2 separate regions of the Homo sapiens genome follow, and region 2 is linked to region 1. Evidence: read pairs that join two places in POLR2A ChIA-PET (ENCODE). Cell type or tissue: A673. All regions are shown on one strand. Each heading gives the region's core, and the rest is flanking DNA. Links, peaks and the distances in the headings are about the cores only.

Region 1 (2,918 bases), core at 280-2,779:
ATTTGTTCTGCTTCTTAGGTTTTTGATAGATGTAGTCAAGAAAAACACATTTTGATTGGCATAAGGAATTCGGTTTTTAAATGCTTAAATTTTGCTTTATTTTCAACACTTATATTAGAAAAAAAAAATCTTCAAAGCATTTGCTGTAATGACTTAGCACCAACATTTAAATAAATTATTCAGGTTAGGCCAGGCGCGGTGGCTCACGCCTGTAATCCCACCACTTTGGGAAGCAGAGGCAGCTGGATCACTTGAGGCCAGGAGTTCGAGACCAGCCTGGCCAACATGGTGAAACCCCGTCTCTACTAAAAATACAAAAATTAGCTGGGTGTGGTGGTACACACCTGCAGTCCCAGCTACTTGGGAGGCTGAGGCAGGAGAATCGCTTGAACCCAGGAGGCAGAGGTTGCAGTGAGCCGAGATCACCCCTTGCTGACCATCCTTATCTTCTGACTCTTGGTGATGCTATTTTGACTTAGTGACCTAGAGCAGTGGGATCCCACAACCCTTGCTCTGGGCGACAGAGCAAGAGTTCATCTCGGAGAGAAAAAAAAACACTGTTCGGCCAGGCATGGTGGCTCATACCTGTAATCCCAGCACTTTGGGAGGCCAAGGTGGGCGGATCACCTGAGTTCAGGAGTTCGAGACCAGCCTGGCCAACGTGGTGAAACCCTGTCTCTACTAAAAATACAAAAATTAGCTGGGCATGGTGACGCATGCCTATAATCCCAGCTACTCGGGAGGCTGAGGCACGAGAATCGCTTGAACCCAGGAGGCGCAGGTTGCAGTGAGCCAAGATGGCACTACTGCACTCTAGCCTGGTGACAGAGCAAGACTCCATCTCAAAAGAAAAAATAAATATATTTTAAAAACGGTTATGAATCTAAATATTATGTTTTGATATACCTACCAACTCTCATTTTAAAAAATATATACTAATCTTTAACAGAAAATTTACATTGCTACTTCTTCTCATATATTTCTATTCTGCTTCTCCCACTTAATTTTGCCCTGATATATTTTTTAAACATTTGTCAAATTTTATCAAATCTTACACTTAAGTTTTATGCACTACATTGTAATTTTCACTTAAAATTTTTGTTGTAAAACAAAAAGAAAATTACATATGGACAAATTAAAGAGAACACATAAAGGGGAATTCTTTTGTTCTGATGAATCCTTTGAAAGCAATAGGTTTGGGAGGAGCCAGCCTGCCTTACTCCAGTGGCAGCTGACCCAATGTACACGACTTCTGCAAACTAATCATAATTAGACCAGGCTACACAAGGGCAAGGAAGCTACCTTATTTCCTGTCTTCTCATCATTGTGTCCTTAGCACACAGTACACAGGTGTTCAGTATATTTGCTGAACAAACTTCTATAACAAAGGTTTAAAAGGACCTACTGTAATATATTTTGATACTTGAAATTTTGTAAACACCCATTACCTTTCTCTGCAACAACAAAAAATAGGCTTACAATTTAACTGTTTAAAATTTCCTGTGCTACTGGGTGCAGTGTAGTCCCAGCTACTTGAGAGGCTGAGGCAGGAGGATAGCCTGAGCCAGGAATTTGGTGCTTCAGTGAGTTATGATCACACCACTGTACTCCAGCCTGAGTGACAGAACAAGCCTCTGTCTCTTTTTTTTTTTTTTTTTTTTGAGATAGAGTCTCGCTCTGTCGCCCAGGCTGGAGGAGTACAGTGGTGCGATCTTGGCTCACTGCAACCTCTTTCTCCCAGGTTCAAGTGATTCTCGTGCCTCAGCCTCCCGGATAGCTGGGATAAGAGGTGCACATCATTACACCTGGCTAATTCTTTTATTTTTTTGTAGACACGGGATTTCGCCATGTTGGCCAAGCTGGTCTCGAACTCCTGGCCTCAACTGATCTGCCCACCTCAGCCTCCCAAAGTTCTGTGATTACAGGCATGAGCTGCTGCGCCCGGTCTGAGACTCTGTCTCTTTAAAAAAAAAAAAAAAAAAATTCCTGTGACTGTAAATTGTGTCAAATTTTTTCATCAAGTTACCACTCCAAGTATTAATAGGATGCAATTGATCAAAACATGAATATTACAAAATTCAGTATAAAATTAATAAAATCGGGCCAAGCACAGTGGCTCAGCCTGTAATCCCAGCACTTAAGGAAGCCAAGGTGGGTGGATCACCTGAAGTCAGGAGTTTCTGAGACTAGCCTGACCAACATGGTGAAACCCCGTATCTACTAAAAATACAAAATTAGCCAGGAGTGGTGGCACATGCCTGTAATCCCAGCTACTCGGGAGGCTGAGGCAGGAGAATCACTTGAACCCGGGAGACAGAGGTTGCAGTGAGCCAAGATCGTGCCATTGCACCCCAGCCTGGGCAACAAGAGTGAACTCCGTCTCATATAATAATAATAATTAATAAAACATTAAAATTCTATTGAAACTTTTTAAATAAAGTAAGTACAGTTTTTTAAAATTTTTTCAATTATTCATGTCTCTTTATCTGTTACAAATTTTACAACCAGGCCGGGCGCAGTGACTCAAACCTGTTATCCCAGCACTTTGGGAAGCCGAGGTGGGAGGATTGCTTGAACTCAGGAGTTCGAGACCAGCCTGGGCAACATAGAGAAACCCAGTCTCTACAAAAAAAAAATACAAAAAATTAGCCAGGTACAGTGGCACAGGCCTGGAATCTCAGCTACTTGAGAGGCTGAAGTGGGAGGATTGCCTGAGCCCAGGAGGTTAAGGCTGCAGTGGGCTGAGATCATGCCACTGTAATCCAGCCTGGACAACAGAGTGAGATCCTTCTCAATAAAAATTTAAAAAAAAAAAAATTTTTGAGACAGAATCTTGCTCTGTCACCCCAGCTGGAGTGCAGTGGCACGATCTCAGCTCACTGCAACCTCTACCTCCCGGGTTCAAGAGATTCTCATGC
Region 2 (2,918 bases), core at 203-2,702, 140 kb after region 1:
GAGTCATGAGCATGGCCTCCATTTATTTAATTGGAAGACACTAGAATATAAAGATTAATTTTAAGTTTAAGAAGTTATGTGGGGCTGGGTGTGGTGGCTCACACCTGTAATCCCAGCACTTTGTGAGCCAAGGCAGGTGGATCCCTTTAGGTCAGGATTCTGAGACCAGCCTAGCCAACATGGTGAAACCTCCTCTCTACTAAAAACACAAAAATTAGCTGAGCATGGTGGCACATGCCTGTAATCCCAGCTACTCTGGAGGCTGAGGCAGAAGAATCATTTAAACCTGGGAGGTGAAGGTTGCAGTGAGCCAAGATCGCACTACTGTACTCCAGCCTGGGCAACAAGAGAGACTCTTGTCTCAAAAAATAAATAAATAAATAAATAATGAAAAAGAAGTTACGTGGCCAGTCTTAAGACTCTTGCCAGAACAAGAATCTGACAAATGGTTTTAAAAATGTATCTAAAAGACACAAGTATATTTTTAATTTACTCTCCTGATAGCTTGAAATCTGTTTATAAGTAACGTTGGTTTCTTTTAACAGATTGCCTGGAATGGAAAAACTAGTGATGTGTTTTTTGTCTTCCATAAGGACTGAGAGAGTATATTAAAATATAATTATCAAGACACTTCTTTGTTGAACATAGAAATTACATAGTCTACATGATCGTTTAGTTACTGTTGAACACATTTCCTGAGTATATTCTAGCTTAGGGAGCTTAATAAGTGCTTGATAATTGAGACAAGGGACCTAGCTTATAAATTCAGTGAGTTTACCGGGTGGTAATTCCTTTGAATTATGATGAAGAGACATAGACATTTGGGGCTTTTTGTTTTTTTCCAAATTGAGGAGGAATAGGGCAGAGCCGAGTTTTCTCATTTTAGCTTTGTTTAGCCATCATTTTTAAACAGCTGAATGGGGTTAGGGGCAGTCCCTGGCCAAGGCATGGAGCTGTGCTAACCAGCCCACATGCTGATGTAGAACAAGTGCACATTGGAGTGGTCTTGACATTTTGCTAATGTTGAAGTCATGCCTTATCTTTTTGGCTTTAAAAGGAGAAAATTATCAAAGCCCCATCGTTCTTTGGCAGCAAAGAGGGTAATTTGGTGAATACTGATGTTTTACTCTCAGGGACACTATCAAGTGCCCAGAATTTCCTTGGTGCTCTTTGGAACATAGAAGAAAACCTGACTGAGGCATTCTTGAGTTGCTTTTTAGTCTGTGAACTATAATATTCATGAGACGCTTAACACTTCCCAAAGTGGCAGGGAGGAAACTCTTTGTTTCTTCTGATTCCACCGGAAGAGAGAGTGGACAGGACCCAGGACTTTTCGGAGTAGAGTTAGTGATTCATCTCTTGTTTGTGAGATAGATGGGGCTTGAGTAGTGAGTATCCCTTTGGGACATTTTTTTGAGGGGAAGTGAGAGGCAGCATGCTTCATTTATGCACAGTGATTGAGGTCGCTGAATAATAGATTATATGTTGCAAACATTATTAAGCACTATAAGCCTTGTTATGTCAGCTGCTAGATATCATATGTATTTATTTTACTATATTCAGTTCCAATATGTGTGTATGACTTAATATCTTCATTAATAGATTTTCTTTTTTTCTGAGACGGAGTTTTGCTCTTGCTGCCCAGACTGGAGTGCAGTGGCACGATCTTGGCTCACCGAAACCTCTGCTTCCCGGTGGTAGGTGATTCTCTTGCCTCAGCCTCCCGAGTAGCTGGGATTACAGGCAAGTGCCAGCACACCCGGCTAATTTTGTATTTTTAGTACAGACGGGGTTTCTCCATGTTGGTCAGGCTAGTCTGAAACTCCCGAGCTCAGGTGATCTACCCGCCTCAGTCTCCCAAAGTGCTGGGATTACAGGCGTGAGCCACTGCGCCCAGCCTGATAGATTTTCTTACTACAAATATTCAATAACTTTTAAATTTGTATCATCTGACTTACAAATATCTTTTCATTGTGCATTCATTCATAAGTAGACTGAAAATTTGTAAATTTGAGATGGGCAACACAACTCCTCACAATTATGTAGCTATTTCTTTTATCTCATCTCTAAACCTACCCTTCCATTATCTGCTTTGTGATGCTCGGGCTGTTGTACTCATTATATTAATATATAACCCAGTCTTATATATAACTCGTGTAATATAGTGAATTCGGCTTTAAAATATTCTAATATTCAGCTGGGTGCAGTGGCTCATGCCTGTAATCCTAGGACTTTGAGAGGCCGGGGTGGGAGGATTACATGAACCTTGTAGTTAAAGACCAGCCTGGGCAACATTGGGACACCCTGTCTCTATAAATAATAAAAAAATTAGCATGGCATGGCAGCGTATGCCTGTATTCCCAGAAGTATTTGGGAAGTTGAGGTAGGAGGATTGCTTGAGCCCAGGAGTTCAAGGCTATAGTGAGCCATGATTGTGACACTGTACTTTAGCCTGGGTGACAGAGCAAGACTCTGTCTTAAAAAAAAAAAAAACAAAAAGCAGAAAACCTAGGCTGGGCACGGTGACTCATGACTGTAATCCCGGCACTTCTGGAGGCCGAGGCAGGTGGATCAACTGAGGTCAGGAGTTGAAGGCCAGCCTGGCCAACGTGGCGAAACCCCATCTCTCCTAAAAATACAAAAATTAGCTGGTCATGGTGGCACGTGCCTGTAATCCCAGCTCCTCTGGAGGCTGAGGCAGGAGAATTGCTTGACTTCATCTTAGATTATAAGGTTCTTGAAGATCTATTGTCTGTTTTTTTCTTTTTTTTTTTTTTAATGTTTACTATGGAACACTGTATCCAATAGCCATTCAGGATTTGAACCTTGTATAGTGTTTACATTTAATTTTACTTTTATTTTTTATTTTTTTTGATGGATTCTCGCTCTGTCACCTAGGCTGGATCTGGGCCTAGTGC

Evidence for each region. ChIA-PET counts read pairs that join two places held together with the same protein. Peaks named below come from ENCODE experiments on the same cell type or tissue, not always from the same donor. Only the 100,000 strongest peaks of a DNase experiment are listed, where the experiment ranks them.
Region 2: POLR2A ChIA-PET joins it to region 1 with 5 read pairs; 5 of 35 experiments call an interaction of 5 or more read pairs at or near these places.

Annotation. Positions count from the first base shown.
Region 1 is chr2:42,473,683-42,476,600 of GRCh38, forward strand. All of the region lies in intron 1 of KCNG3 (potassium voltage-gated channel modifier subfamily G member 3), which reads right to left. Among named protein-coding and RNA genes, the nearest start is that of KCNG3, 19 kb to the right of the region's middle. In A673, for the core only: no CTCF peak of the experiment used is centred there; no DNase peak of the experiment used is centred there.
Region 2 is chr2:42,612,498-42,615,415 of GRCh38, forward strand. All of the region lies in intron 4 of MTA3 (metastasis associated 1 family member 3), which reads left to right. The region is part of intron 2 of LOC105374555 (a long non-coding RNA gene); the gene reads right to left. Among named protein-coding and RNA genes, the nearest start is that of MTA3, 45 kb to the left of the region's middle. In A673, for the core only: no CTCF peak of the experiment used is centred there; a DNase peak (open chromatin) is centred at 1,324.